2 separate regions of the Mus musculus genome follow, and region 2 is linked to region 1. Evidence: chromatin contacts called from ENCODE POLR2A ChIA-PET data. All regions are on one chromosome and are shown on one strand. Each heading gives the region's core, a stretch centred on a gene start or an enhancer-like site at or near the end of the contact. The rest is flanking DNA. Distances are from core to core; before and after follow the strand shown. Region 1 overlaps Myh9 (myosin, heavy polypeptide 9, non-muscle). Region 2 has its middle 40 kb from the start of Myh9.

Evidence for each region. ChIA-PET counts read pairs that join two places held with the same protein, here RNA polymerase II (POLR2A).
Region 2: POLR2A ChIA-PET joins it to region 1 with 29 read pairs in Patski. The contact joins two enhancer-like sites. POLR2A ChIA-PET finds 5 or more read pairs at or near these places in 3 of 5 experiments (Patski and embryonic stem cell).

The regions. Positions count from the first base shown.
Region 1 is chr15:77,818,359-77,825,815 of GRCm38, forward strand. The region is part of intron 1 of Myh9 (myosin, heavy polypeptide 9, non-muscle); the gene reads right to left. Among named protein-coding and RNA genes, the nearest start is that of Myh9, 20 kb to the right of the region's middle. Within about 2 kb of position 3,898, at least 2 of the 3 ENCODE cell types and tissues checked have a DNase peak (open chromatin) inside an H3K27ac peak, as active enhancers do.
Region 2 is chr15:77,877,998-77,885,454 of GRCm38, forward strand. No RefSeq gene overlaps it. Among named protein-coding and RNA genes, the nearest start is that of Myh9, 40 kb to the left of the region's middle. Within about 2 kb of position 4,902, at least 2 of the 3 ENCODE cell types and tissues checked have a DNase peak (open chromatin) inside an H3K27ac peak, as active enhancers do.

The sequences.
Region 1 (7,457 bases), core at 2,648-5,147:
GGGCTGAAGCCAGCCCAGATTCAAGGTTACACAACAAGACCCTGTGTCCAAAACAAGGAAATTCTGGGGCTAGCATGATTCTAGGATGCAACGATTAGTGTGGATGGCACTGTCACCAAGATAGGACTGTCCTTCACAACAGACTGCACTTAAAGGAATTTACGTCCTGGGACGAGGGATGACTATCCCGGGGGGCTTGTTCTCTGCTCAAAGCCTCAGGTTCAATCCCTGCAAATAAGTAAATAGTCTAAAGATCCTAATTTTAAAATTAGGATATTTAAAATTTTAAGACACACGAGAGGCGGTGTACAGAACTTCCGACAGAGCAGCTCAGTGAGTCATAAAACAAAGTTCAGCAGCAGCAAACAGTCCAGGTAAGCAACAGAGAACGGGCGGCAACGGCTCCAGAGCGAGCGAGCGAGGAGGGCAGGAGCTGTTCCAGCTCAGTGCCAGCTCATCACCTGGAGAATCCCAAGCAAATACTATGCAGTTAGTAATGCTGTGCGTCAATCAGGAGAGTGTCGGGGAGCCCATGGCTTCCTCCGTGGGCATCAGATCCCAGACGAGCACTTCCCTTCTCCACACTTCACCCAAGCACCTTCTAGTGAGCTACCTCCACCTGGAGGAGCACCCTGCCTGAGCCTCTGTCCATCTGGCTACCCAAGACAGTCATGCCAACTCCATAGACGTGACCCAATCTGATCAGGACACCGAGAGACTGTCTGTCCTATGCATCAGGAGACCCTCAGATTTCATACAGCAGATGACCTGTTTGATGGCCCTGTGCCCTGGGTTCATGTCCACCACACTGACCAACCGGCCAAACTGCAATCACAGTTTCATTTGAAGGCAGGAACTGCATCTCAGTCTTCCCAATTCTAATGTTTAGCACAATGCATGGCCCAGGGCAGGCACTCAGCTAAAGTTCCGAATAAATGAGTGAGTGAATGAATGAACAAACCAACAAACGAACAAAATTGGCTAAGAAATCACCTCCGCTTTGCCAAGGGTCAGAGTCCAGAAGAGAAGGGAGAGCTACTGAGTCAAGGAGTGAGGGGCATGGTCAGCTCATCTCCAGGAAGACCACATTATTCATGGACTGACTGTCAGACACTCAAAACAAAAAGGGAAAGCATAATTGAGGCCTTGATCTATGAAGAAAAAATGGGGTGCAGATAATTTTAATCATCCCCAAAAGGCTTTGCATGGGACTAAATTGTTTCCTAGGACTTTCTGGCACCCCAACATATCAAAACAAAGTTGGGCCTACCAGACCAATATACCAGAAAGGATGCTGGCAAGCAGGGCCTGTGCTGCACCTTTGGGTACCAGAAGGATCAGCAAAAGGCTGTCTTCACCTGCCAAACAAGGGCTGCAGCCATCAATCTCGGCCATCAGCTTAGAACTTGGAGAATCAATGGGGGCATTTGTCTTGTTCCAATCCCAAGACAAATGCTTTGAGTGCACCAAACACATAGAATGGGTATAGTTTGGGGGCCAAAAAGACCAGGGCTCAAATTCCACAATCTTCTGTTGTCTGCTCACAACTCTTGTGACCTGAAAGCTAGGTAATACGGTAATACTTCCGCTTCAGAAGGGGGGGGAGGGGGACACAACTGCTGAAGGAGCTACAGTTCACATTCCCACAGAGATGTAATGTTTCACATTTCTACTTTGTCCTGCTCCACGAATGACTCCCCACCCTCCCTAGGAAGGGTCCCTGTGACTCTGCAGGTTCTGCTCCCCGCAGAGGAAGTGTACAGTACCACAGCCTCCTGCGGAGCTCTGATGCAGGCCAAAGGAAGCCTGCCTATGTTCATCCGATTAGGCTTGGCTCTCGAGAAGATCCTGTGGGGGAAAAGACTGCTCCAAGCTGATCTGGGAAATGCTGACAGGATGTGCGCACGAACTGTGCCAGAAGAGCTGGACCTGCGCCTGGCCTGGCACTGGCCACCTGTTTGTTACCTAACCCTGGGCCTCAGCTTTCACACTTGCAAGATGTCTACTGGGGGTGCTGCTAAGCTCAAAGCACACAAGGAGCCTTGGCACAGACACCTAGGACAGTGGCTATTCATAGGGAGGGTACACAAAGGGGCCACTCTGCCTCAAAGCCAGCTTCTCAGTAGCCTCAGGTTGTGAGGGGTGGAGATAGAAGCTGCCAGAGAACTAGGATCCTCTCACCCCCACAAACACACAAACACACACACACACACACACCCCTCAGGAATGTTGTTTGCTTACAGAAGAAGCTAGGACCTGTTTGTATTAGCAGTTCTCCAACCCAGGCCCAAGCTGATGCTTGGCAGATAAGGAAAACAGAGAAAGAAGGCCCAGAGGAATTCAGCCCAAAGCCTGCCTGGCTGCCTTCTTCTAAAACTGGCATGTGGCCTGTGGTCATCTTCACAATGCCCTCTGCCCAGCAAAGGACGCCAGAACATATTCTCATGCACAAAATTGAGGCATGAGAATTTCATGTGTAGATTCCATCCTAGGCAGTAAATGTGGGGTGAATTTACAAGGGGCTGGAGGCATCACCAACGCCTGCCTAAACAGATCTTATCAGCCATTTAGGAATGTGGACTTTATTCTAGGGACAGTGAGGGAGGGGAAATGACATCATCGGCTCTGTATTTTAGAGTTCACCCTACATACTTCACTGAGGGGGTGGGTAGCCACATATGGGAAGCTGGCAGTTGGAAAGTCCTGGACCAGGGTAGAAAGAGTAGGGGACTCAGAGGGGTTTCAGTTCCCAGAGCAAACAAAGTAGGAGACTCAGAAATCAGCTCCCAGTGTAGACAAAGTAGGGGACTCAGGGGATCCAGTTCGCAGTGTAGACAAAGTAGGGGACTCAGGGGATCCAGCTTCCCAGTGTAGACAGGGTAGAGGACTCAGGGGATCCAGTTTCCAGTTTAGGGAGTTTCCAGCATGGGAGTTCCAGGGGGATCCAGGCAGGCAGGGTAGGGATTAAAACTAGGAGAACAAGACAAAAGCTGCCAGATTTTACCTTCTGACCCCTACCCCAATTCCCAGAAGTCCTACAGTCACAGCCGCCCAGATGACATGTTTGCAGTGTGTCAGGGACCCTATGTAGTACATAGCACAAGAACTCCAGGACAGACATGAGTCTCCTCCACGCAAACCATTTCTATATGAATGAATAAGTCAGTCTGGGAAGAAAGTGGTATGAGCCACTCCCAACAATGCATCGTTCCACTTTGAGGGCAAACGGCCAACACAGGCCTCTGGAGCCCAACCCAACACCCAAGGCCTTCGACAATCTTTCCCCAGTGCCTTTACCAGCGTTGTCTTTCCTCACATCATCCCCCAGACCAGCAGTATGCCCCCTCCTGTTTCCTGCTGAATGAGTCTTCTAAGCCCTAGGCATGGCCCTCACCCAGCAGCCCGCTTATTCCTAATGCTGTGGTATAAATTATCCCTGTCTACCCCGACCATGGCCCAACTCAGTCCTGCCCTAGAATCTCTGCTACTCTGCTTATTTTCCAAGGTACAGAACTGTTTCCTCTGCCCCTCTTTACAATCCAGGGTCCCCAGGTCAATGCTGTGGGAAGGAACTGTACTTTTCAAAACACTTAAGTATGTCTTCTGGGGTCCTAGCACCTAGAACCTTGGCACTCAAGTCTCCAGGACAAAGGGAGGGAGGAAGGGAGATAAGGAAAGGACAGAAGAGGGGGAGGGGGAGAAGGGGCAGGGAGAAGAGGGAGAAGGAGATGGGGGCGGGGCCTTCAACAACAGGTTAGGCAGTCTTGGCCCAGAGCTAAGGCCAGACAGGTAGCAGGCGGGGCAGGGGTTGCAGATAAGTCATTTACACTGGCCTCTGGCTTAAATTTTAATTGCTTCAATATTTGCACAGTGAGCTCACACTGGAGCCTCACCTGCATGTAATGAGCTTTCACTCAGCCATCAGGAGCTGCAGGGAAGCAAGTTATTCCAGGAAGAGATTCCCAACCAGATTGGGGCAGCCGGTCCCTCCCCTTACCGCTCCTGCTTGTCCCCTCCCTGTCCCTCAAGTTTGATAGGTTGGCAGACCACTTCAGGGTTGCTGTCTCTGGGCGGAGCTGTGTAGCCCAGTGGTGTGCTCTCACAGACAGCTTCTCCCAGTTTGCTGGCTGCTGCCGACACATGCAGGAAGGTAACTTGGAGCCCTGCAAACAGTGAGGTTCCTTCCTTCCCTTTGGTTCTGCTGAGAGAGGGGTTTTTTTCCCCCTCTCAAGCGTATGAGCATGGCTTGCTGAAAACCAACGCAGAAAAATAACCATACTCGAAAACTTTAATTATATGGTAGTGTCTCTGGGAAAATGCAGAATGCCTGTCTCCAAGTCCACGTCACACTGCTGAGCAGTGCAACCCAGGGCCAGAACGAGTCCTGGGCCTGGTGGTAGCTCAGGCTCAGGCCTTCAACACAGAAGGCAGAGGCAGGCAGATCTGTGAATTTGAGACTAACCAGGTCTCCTTGGCAAATGCCATGGCAAGGTCCTGTCTATAGATAAGTACACAACTAACTCCATGGTTTCTGAAAGCCACTGTATCTCAAACCCACCAGGTCTTCAGCAACATATTTTCTCTACTGATAGTTAAATTTTTTTTTTAATTTCTTTTTGCTTTATTTGGGGGTGGTGCTGAAATTTCCAAACCAGAGCCTTACACAAATTACCAGAGTCAAATCTCCAGCCCCTAAAAAATTATTTTCTAAGCTGAATTATAGAGCCACTTCCCCAAATAATCTCATTCTTCTATGCAGCTGGCTGCCCAACACGGGTGGGTGTTGGATAATGCCTGACCTGATCTGACCACAAGGAGGAAGAAGGAAGGGTCTAATATTCCTTTCCTAAATGTTAGAATTCCAGGAATCGAGTCCAATAAAATATCTATCTCCCTTCCTCTCTCCCTCTTGCTCTCTGTGTGGGTTGGGGGGAGGGGACAGTGTCCACGGCAGGTCAGCATCCAGTCTTCCTCACTGAACTCAGAGTGTCTAGTCCTGAGGTCTGCCTTGCACACTCACACAGCCATACTATCTGTCTGCCACACCTCACTGTCCAGACGTCAGTGTACAAGCACACACAGGTCCAGGCCTCTGGAACCACAGAGGATCACTGTCACCATAGCCCCTCCACCTTGTGGGCAACTGTGCGACAGACACTAACCCTTGTTTCTAGAACACAAGCGACAGTCCCAACAGTCTCCCTTAACTGATCCTGCAACTACCGGAGTGAACTCTGACCATGAACACCACTCCTGGAAGGAGGAGGACATAGTAAATTTCAGGAGAAATCAGACTCAGCAAGATAACTCACAGGAGACTCTGGGCCTCAGGCAATTCCCGCCGCCCCTGTGGTGACTGGAGAAGCAGAGAGGTAAGGAAAATCTGGCCTAACTCTAGAACCACTCTGGAAGATACCAGGCCATGGGAGCAGGGTTTGGTGGCCCCAGACAAGCAGCCCCTCCCCCTACAGTGTCTCCTGCTCTGTCATGAGTTCTCTGTCATGGCTGAATTCACAATGAGTCAGTCATTGGTGCTGCATACTTCGGGGGGCTTGAAGTCACACCCTGCCTAAACCAACTCAACATGATTTATCCCTTCCAAGAAAGCTGTTCTTTCCCAAAATGTTGTCAAGAGCTCTAGTCAGAATTTGGCCTTGCAAAGGGCTGGCTTCCAGATTGGTCTCCAGGATAAGATCAGCTCAGACCTGTAGGAAGAAACTGCACAGGGTCAGAGCTATGAGAGCCCCCACCCCAACCCCAGAGCACTTCATTCAAGGAGCTCTGGCTTTTATTTTTCATCTCAAGCCACAGGAGGACACACACACACACACGGACGGACGGACGGACAGACGGACGGACGGACACACATTTCCAAACTTTTTTTTTTACAAACACCAGCCAGCTTCACAAAATGCTTGCTGGATGCTGGGTGCTTAGATTTTTTCACTGGAATGAACTTTCTTTCATTTCTGGAAACACCAGTACCACCCATTTAAAAATAATTTCAAGATCTCCCCTAAGCCTGAGCTGACAGTCTGAAAACATCCACCTGACTCAAACTTCCCTAGGCAGAGGAGCCAAACACTGGTGAAGCCACCTGCTGGACCAAGTCCCACCTTCAATTAGGCCAAGCAGAACTCCCAAGTCCAGAGCCAAAGGGAGATCCAAGCTCTGGCAGGCCAGAACCAGAATATGGCAACAGCAAATCCTAATCCTGGTGCTTGGGGGACATGTGTAGTTCACCGTATTCCCCTGCATGCTCTTGCCAACCTTGACCAAGCCATGGTGCAATCCTGGCCCCTCACCCTTAAACAAGGGGCTTAGGAAACTCACAGGTGTCTGACTTGTCTTCAGGAGCATTCTTTAAGAACCAGGAAGGCAGGCAGGGCATGATGCATTTACCTGCAGCCCTGGAGCTTAGGAAGCAATGAGACCAAGTCCATCCCAAGACCTTGTCTCGCTTTCTGTATCATTACAGAAAACATAGGTCCCAGCTGACTTCCACTCAGAAAAAACTGGTGCTGGTGAAATGTAACGTTATTCTGAAAGGTTGCTATGGCATAGAGTACTAATAGTGACTGGGGTATAGCAGTGTGTATCCTGGATGAAATACATAAGTGTTTACCTTATTTAAACCTTACCTCCCCTTAGTGATAATTCTCAAAATAATTTACATTAAAAAAACAACAGCCAGGTGGTGGTGGCGCATGCCTTTAGTCCCAGCACTTGGGAGGCAGAGGCAGGTGGATTTCTGAGTTCGAGGCCAGCCTGGTCTACAGAGTGAGTTCCAAGGCAGCCAGGGCTATACAGAGAAACCCTGTCTCGGAAAAACTAAACAACACCACCACCCAGGGGCTGGAGAATGGCTCAGGCTCGGGGTTCAGAGTGCTTGCTTATTCTTCCAGAGGACCAGAGTTCAGTTCCCAGCACCCATAAGGGCAATGGCCTATAACTCCAGCTCCAGAGAATCTGACAGCCTCTTCTAAGGTGGTCAGGCTGCATTCCAGAGCCTCCTATCTTTCAGGAAGATAATCAAAGAAGGAGCCATGAAGCAAGACCAGACCTATTTGCTTCACACATAAAGGGGAAAAAAATAACAATTCCTAGGGTGGGTTACTTAGCACTCTTATCTAAGGGCAGGCCAATTCCAGCTGCCCTTGAATAGGAGTCTGGCTGGCAGGAATGACCTCACCATGTCCTTCACCAGAATTGGCTCTTTGCTTGGACCTCAATCAGACTCCAAAGTGATCAAGGCTGGCCAAGTTTGTACATAAAAAGCAGGGACACTGCACAAGATGTTAGCATTCCTAAGCTCCGCCCACAGTTACCTGGCTACAGCCAGGTATGCCTGACTCATTATAGAAGGGGCTGCTAGCCCCCTCCTCACTGTCTTACTTGCTTACTCTACTCTCCTACTCTTTACCCTCTCTGTTCCTTCTCTCTGTATTTCCCTCCCC
Region 2 (7,457 bases), core at 3,652-6,151, 61 kb after region 1:
GCCATGGAGGGATGTTCTTTACTGGCTTACCTCCCCTGGCTTGCTCAGTCTGCTCTCTTATAGAACCAAGACTACCAGCCCAGAGATGGTCCCACCCACAAGGGCCTTTCCCCCTTGATCACTAATTGAGAAAATGCCTTACAGTTGGATCTCATGGAGGCATTTCCTCAACTGAAGCTCCTTGCTCTGTGATAACTCCAGCTGTGTCAAGTTGACACAAAACTAGCCAGTACAGCAATGTTGGTTGCTTTAAGCCACTGAGCCTGTGGCCACCTATTCTGCTGCAACTGGCCACAGAGCCATCACCCCTTCTCCCATAAAGCCATGGGCCCATCATCCCTTCCTCTTTATTCATCCTCTTCCAATATAACCACCTGGCTGTGTCTTCTTTGGTAGAATAGGCAGGCTGCCTTTGGCTTCCTCAGCATCTCTTTCTTTTTCCTCTTACATTATCCCATTTCCAAGTGGGAAACCAATCCCCCTGCCCCACTCTGGTACATTTCACTTCTGTGAAGCAGCCTTTGCTCTGGGAAATCCAGGGTTTGACACACAACCTTGGAGTCAGCCAATCAGAACTTGTCATTCACCCAGTTTTCATGGAGAGGCTCAAGGCTGAAGAGGTAGCCCAAGCTCCTGCTTCCAGAGTTAACTCTGAACCTCCCCCCACCTTTGTCAAACAGGCTCTAGCACTATATCTCCAGGCCATCTGCGCACCATTGTGGAAGAAGGGTGGACCTCAGCCTGGCACTCATAGAAGGGAGACACGCTATCACTCTTGAGTACCTCTTTCCCGTTACACCGAAAATAAAGATCTAACCCCAGGATGCTGCTTTGATGTGAGCCAACAAGGCATTCCATTGTTTCTTTGAACTTATTGAGTCTAGTTGCTATCAGCAGGGACAAAACAAAGTCCATGTTGGTGAATATATCTCTACAGATAAAAATCAAGTAATATCCCTGGTATTAGGTGTCTATGAGGGTGATAGAGACCATAACCAAAAGCAACTTGGGGAGGGAAGGGTTTGTTTCTAGCTTAGAACCCTCAGGTCACAACCTGGAGGCAGAAACTGAAGCAGAGACCATGGAGGGGTGCTGCTCACAGCCTCGAATTCCATGGCTTGCTCAGCCTAGAATGTGTGAGGTCCTGGGTCAATCTCTAGCATTGAAGATGACTCTTGAACATCTCAGTCTGTAGTCATCACAATCCCCCCTCCCACCCTCCCCACAACATTACCAGGATAATGTATAAAAATACAATGGTATTTAATTCCCTTTATCAATTTGTGGGGCCTTGGCTATTCACAACACAAAATGCTGAGGGTTGTGGGAGGAGTCAAGGAGCACCAAGGTAAGGCCTGGATTGCTCGCATTCATGGGGCAACCGAGGTGAGACCATGAGAAAGGCTACCTGGGTGCGAGGGTCCTGGGGTGAGAACACTGGTTTCAAATGGAAGCTCAGCTCAGCCTCTCCCAGGTATGTGGCCTGAAATGTCATGCATGCGTAGGATGAGAAAAACATCACCGGCTTCACAGACAGAAGGACACCATGGAAAAAGCTGGAAACAGGTGACGGGAGTGAAAGCTCTGCAAAGGCAGTTAGTTCTGTCTGTCTATCTGTCTGTCTGTTCATTGACTCATTGGTCTGGTACGAGGCTTCTGGTTTCTGCTACACCATCAATACTGGAACCTCACTGGGACACCTCTCCTGTTGCTGCCCCGTGTCATGGAGATCCTGTAGTTTTGGATCTGCAGGACCAGCCTCTTCACGTGCTCCAGCAGTTTACAGATGGGGTTACAGATAGATGTTGGGGTGGACCAACTCAAAGCCCTGGATCTGGGCCTGGGTGGTAGCTGAGTTGGTCTGCCTGCCAACTCTTCCACACCCTTACCACCAGGGCTAGTTCTCCAGCACTGCCCTGATTAGCTCACCCAGTGCCACAGCTGCAGCCAGTGTGGGGCAGGGCCAGCTCTCCAAATTTCATACCCTTGGGGCATCTCAACCGCACCCAGCCACCAGGCCCAACTCTACTGTGCTTCCCAGGCAAGTGCAGGACCTGCTCTCCAAGTGCCACAACCCATGAGGAGCAGGGCCAGCTCTGCACAGCCCTTGAATACCAACATGGTCCAGGAGGCAGCCCAGGCCAGGAACGTCCATCTGGTCTTTGGTGGTAACATGGGCCATAGACGTCAACGTAAACCCCGGCTGCTGCCTGGCCACAGGCCCAGACATGGCACCTCAGTGTCAGCATGGGGTTTGACTTCACGGCCTCAGGTGGCATCGCAGGCTACTCACATTAAGCCGGTTCCTTACCACCTTTGTGTTTCCAGTTCTTCCTCTCTTCATAGTGCTCCAACTGCTCCACTTCACTGTCTCTCCTGCCTCTCCACAATATAATCGCACATGCTCCTGCTGGAAGTGGGCCACACGGTGGGTGGGCCTCTGGGTCTAGTTAGTTCTCTTATAATTATTATAGTTATCTTCTTGGAAGTGCTGGGGATTGAACCCAAATCCTTACACACGTGAGGCAAGCCACTGAGCTACAGGCCCAGCTCCACTTAGCTTTTTGAGACAAGGGTTGTACTGTCTTGAAGTCAGTATGTAGTGATCCACAGACTGGAGAGAAAACTCTACCAGAGGACCCAGGTTTGAGTCCCAGAACCCAAACCATAGCTCACTACTGTCTGTAACTCTAAAGCAATGGCTCTCATCCTGTAGGTGGAACGAACCTATCACAGGGGGTCTCCTATCAGATATCCTGCAGATCAAATATTTACATCACAACTTATGACGGTAGCAAAGTTACACTTACGAAGTAGCAACAGAGTAAGTTCATGGTGGGGGTCACCACAGCAGGAGGAACTGTATTAATGGGTCAGGGCCGTAGGAAGGCTGAGAACCACTGGGCTAGAGCTGCTTAGGGGATGCTTCCTTCCGGTTTCTGTGGGTACCAGACAGGCACACATGTGGTGCACAGGCATCATGCAAGTGAAACAAACACTCGAGCACATAACATAAGATAAAAATAGTTATCATAATGAAACACTTGAGATCCTCCTGCCTCAGCTTCTCAAGTGCTAGAATTACAGGCTGCATCACTGTCTTTTTATAATTCTTATCTTTTTAAAAGATTTAGTGTATGTGTGTGTGTGTGTGTGTGTGTGTGAGAGAGAGAGAGAGAGAGAGAGAGAGAGAGAGAAAGAGAGAGAGAGAGACTACATGCTCTATCTGCAGGTACACCTGTACGCAAGAAGAAGATATCCGATCCCATTACAGAAGGTTGTGAGCCACCATGTGGTTCCCGGGAATTGAACTCAGGACCTCTGGAAGAGCAGTCAGTGCTTTTAACCCCTGAGCCATCTCTCCAGCCTCTTCTTGTTATCTTTTATTGTTATTTGGATTTTAACCAGAATTCTGGGTCACACAGCGAGCTGCGTAGTGCCGATTGACACTAGAAAACACACCCTTGGTGTGAGAGGGAGAGGAGCCTGAGAAGGGAGCCTAATGACCAGGGTGGGAGCCTTGTTGCTCCCTGGTGACAAGAGAATCCTGGTGTCTTAGGGTTTTCATTATCATCATGGTGGGAAGCATGGCAGCATCATGGCAGGTATGACGCTGGAGGAGCTGAGACTTCTACATCTTCTTCCAAAGGCTTCCAGAAGGCTGTTTTCAGGTAGCTTGGAGGAGGGTCTCAAAGCCCAACTTCCTCCAACAAGGCCACACCTCCTAATAATGCTACACCCTGAGACAAGCTTATCAGACCACCACAGCTCCACTCAGAACCTCTGTTTCTTCATCTCTTCATCTAGAAGATGACTCATGCCCCGTTGGCTTCTTGGTTTGTGTAAGGATCAAATAACATTAACTGTGTGATTATGTTCCGCAGATTGTAAAAAAAAAAAAAAAAAGTCCCCGTAACAGGCTTTAATAAGGCGTGGCTCTGGGTCATTGGCATGAGTCAGCAAGTGAGGGCTAAATTGTGGAGTCAGGGTGACTCCCTAACACTCTCTGCATATGGTTCCTGGAGGCTCAGGGTGGTCCTGTGAGCTGCCCAGAGTCTTACTGCTTGCAGAGCCGAGTTTAAGGCCCTTAGGTAGAACCAAGACTCCCAGACTCTGCCCCAGTATGCCTGCTCTCCCTATCCTTGCCCAGAGCAAGCTGCTGTGCATCTCACTGCAGAGATCTGAGTACCCACTGACCCCTTTCTGATTACAGGGCCATCCTGAAACCTTACAGAAGGGTTTTAGAAGTTGGCTTATCTTTTCAGTCAGCCTCCCACTAGTAAACCACCTTTCCAAAGCACAGAAGCTCTGAAAACCAGACACTCGACAAGGGACACTCGTCACTGTGTCCTCTTGGAGTCCACCTGGCCTGGCCCTGCAGACCTGCCTGGCTGCCTAGCTTCCTGTGGCCTCCCCTCCCCTCCCATCTAAGCCACAGCCCTGAGCCTCCTTGTCTCACTGATCTAGCCAGGCTGGTACTTTTCCCTTCCCCTTCCCCAGGGGTACCGAACCTCCTGCTTAAATTCAGACATTCTGGTGTCCGAACGCAGCTTTGCACTTATCTGCTGTGTGTCCTTGCATAAGTTAGTTACCCTCTCTGATTTCACCTGTGATTTATGCAGTCACAATCACAAGGCTGTGTGAGGATATATGCTGGTGTGGCTGGCTAACGAAGTGCCCCACCCTGTGCTTGAGCTCCAGGCTCCCTTTCCTGAGGTCACAGCATAAGTGACCCTCTATCACACTCCCTGACGCTGCCTTCACTCTCCCACTCGTATAAGGATGGAATACCCCCTTAATGCCAGACTAGCCTGGACATTTGGAGGAGGATAGCCGGCATCCGGCCAGGCCTGTTCTGTGGATGACCCCCCTCCCCCTCTTCCTCCTCCAGCTCCCAACTCCCAGGGCTCGATGGGGTCAGACCTCTTCTGGCAGGCCCGGGGTTGCCCTGTGCAGTTCTGAGGGGCGACTGACCAACAGCAGGGAGGGCGTTGAGAGCCTGGGAGGGGTGTCAAGTTCCTTCTTCACACGGCTCCTGTGGGTCTTGCTGGTGCTGACCAGGAAGAAAAGCCCAGCCCTCTTCACTGGGAATGCGAAGAATTTCTTAGCCCCACTAAGAAGGAAGGGGCCGAAGCCTCTTCTCCCAGGCTCCAGAAGGAGCCAAATTGTTTACTAAAACCGCAGCCTGGAGAGGTCCCAGGGCACCAGGGGGTCTGGGGAACTGGGTAGGTTTTCTGGGTCTGACTCTCCGTAGGGGAGGAACCAAGAAAGTCAACCAGTAGCGGGGGTGGGGTGGTGGGGTGGGGTGGGGGTGGGGGTGCATGGATACCTAGGAGGGAGGGCAGCAGCTCTGTCTGGTTTCCCCGGCTCTGGGCTGGTCTCATGCATGCAGACAGCCTGGGACTCTGACTCTCCTAAGTCTCTTCTCTCTTCTTCCTGCGTCCCTTGCCTCGGGCTTCACTAGACACACGCCCCCCCCCCTTCATGGCCTCTGTTGGCAGCTGAGAGGCCATCCATGGTCACTCTGGTCAGTCCTTACCTGTCCCCCTGGTGTGGGGAGGGGAGGTTTGCTCTCCTTGAGGGCAGGGCCTTGTCCTCTGCAAAGTCCCTAGAGCCCTGTGGAACCACAGGGCTGGTCAGATGACTCTGCTTTCCCAGAAACTCTGCATCCACTCTCTTCCCCTGATACCCTGCGTCCCAAACTTTGTTCTTCTTCTCTGTCTTTCCATCTCCTCCCTGGCCTTCCTCAACCTCGCAGCCAGGGCCGCAGTACTGACTCCAGTGTTTGATCAGCTGCCTGGCGGCAGGGAGGTGGGGAGCCTGCACTCTACTGCCTCTGACCCACAGCCAAGGTCAGCAGGGCTAGCCTCCAACCTCTGGAGTCACTCTTGAAACACAGGCCCTAATCTAAGGGCCCAGGCCTTCTGGACTATTCTTAGACTGTCTTCCCTTTATCCGCCATGGCCTTGTTCTAAGAAGTCTCCCACATACAGACCCTGGAGGTCAGTTTCCCGGGGCTCAGGTATCAATCAGTCAAGGGACTTGGAACCAGTGGGTCACAGAGACAGAGACGGTAGGCATGCGGGTAGAGGACCAGAGACAGCAGTGCACTGGAGCATGTGATGCAGGACTTGGGGGAGTGTACTGGCAAGAGGAACTCCAGGGCTTGGGCAGAAGCTGGCCACCCCTAGAATGTCCGCCCCACTCCCATCCTTCACTTGTTCCCATCTGCAAAGCCTCTTTACCAGGCAAGGCAGCAAACCCATATGTTGTGCTTTATTAAAAAGAAAGAGTCTCCGGGCAGTGGTGGAGCACGCCTTTAATCAAGCACTTGGGAGGCAGAGGCAGGCAGATTTCTGAGTTTGAGGCCAGCCTGGTTTACAGTGAGTTACAGGACAGCCAGGGCTATACAGAGAAACCCTGTCTCGAAAAACCAAAAAAAGAAGAAGAAGAAGAAGAAGAAGAAGAAGAAGAAGAAGAAGAAGAGGAGGAGGAGGAGGAGGAGGAGGAGGAGGAGGAGGAGGAAGAGGAGGAGGAGGAGGAGGAGGAGGAGGAGGAGGAGGAGGAGGAGGAGGAGGAGGAGGAGGAGGAGGAGGAGGAGGAGGAGGAGGAGGAGGAGGAGAAAGAAAGAGTGGAGGATATGTTCAGGAGCCAGGAGCCAGGTATGGTGACTGATGTGGGAGGGAGGGGTGTGCCACTGCAGGCCCATGCTGACACATCCCTTCCCCCTGAGGTACCAGCCATAGGACTACATAGTGTAGAACAGAGTTTATTTAGGGCATGGGAAGGGGAGTAAGGAAGGGAGTGGAAACAAAGGGGGAAGGGGAATGGAAACAGAGAGAGAGAGAGAGAGGGGAGGCCATTTAGGAACTCATGGAAAGAGGTTGGCCTTGAACTCAATACATAGCCAGATGACCTTTAACTTCTAATTTTCCTACTTGAACCCCTGAGTGTTGGATTGGGAGTCAGCACCACCACGCCCAGTTTTAGGCAATGCTGGGGGCAGGGGGAGGGGTATCTAACTCAGGGCTCTGTGCAGGTTAGACAAGGATTCTACCAGCTGAGCTACTTTCTGCCCCCTCCCCAACTCCAGCCACAATTTCTTTCTAACCCAGCCCTAGTCCCTTCCCTAGTCTGTGTCTTTAATCTGCAACAGGCCAGACAGTGCTGGGGACAAGCCAAGAGCCAGAGTGACCTGAAAATGCAGAACCTGGGTTCGAATCCTGACTCCGCCTAGAAAAACATAGCAACCTGGAACCAATTCCTCTCTGGTGTCAGATCCGGATAATTTCCAGCCCCATTGCCTGTCTGGGCCTCATCTCCGGTTGGCAGTCACAAAGCTGCAGTTACTTAACCTCACAGCACAGTTAGCCACACCTTTCCCATGAGGCAGCACTCCAGAGATACAGTTCCCCAGTCAGCCAGACCCACCTTGGTGTCCACAGAGACTCGAGTCC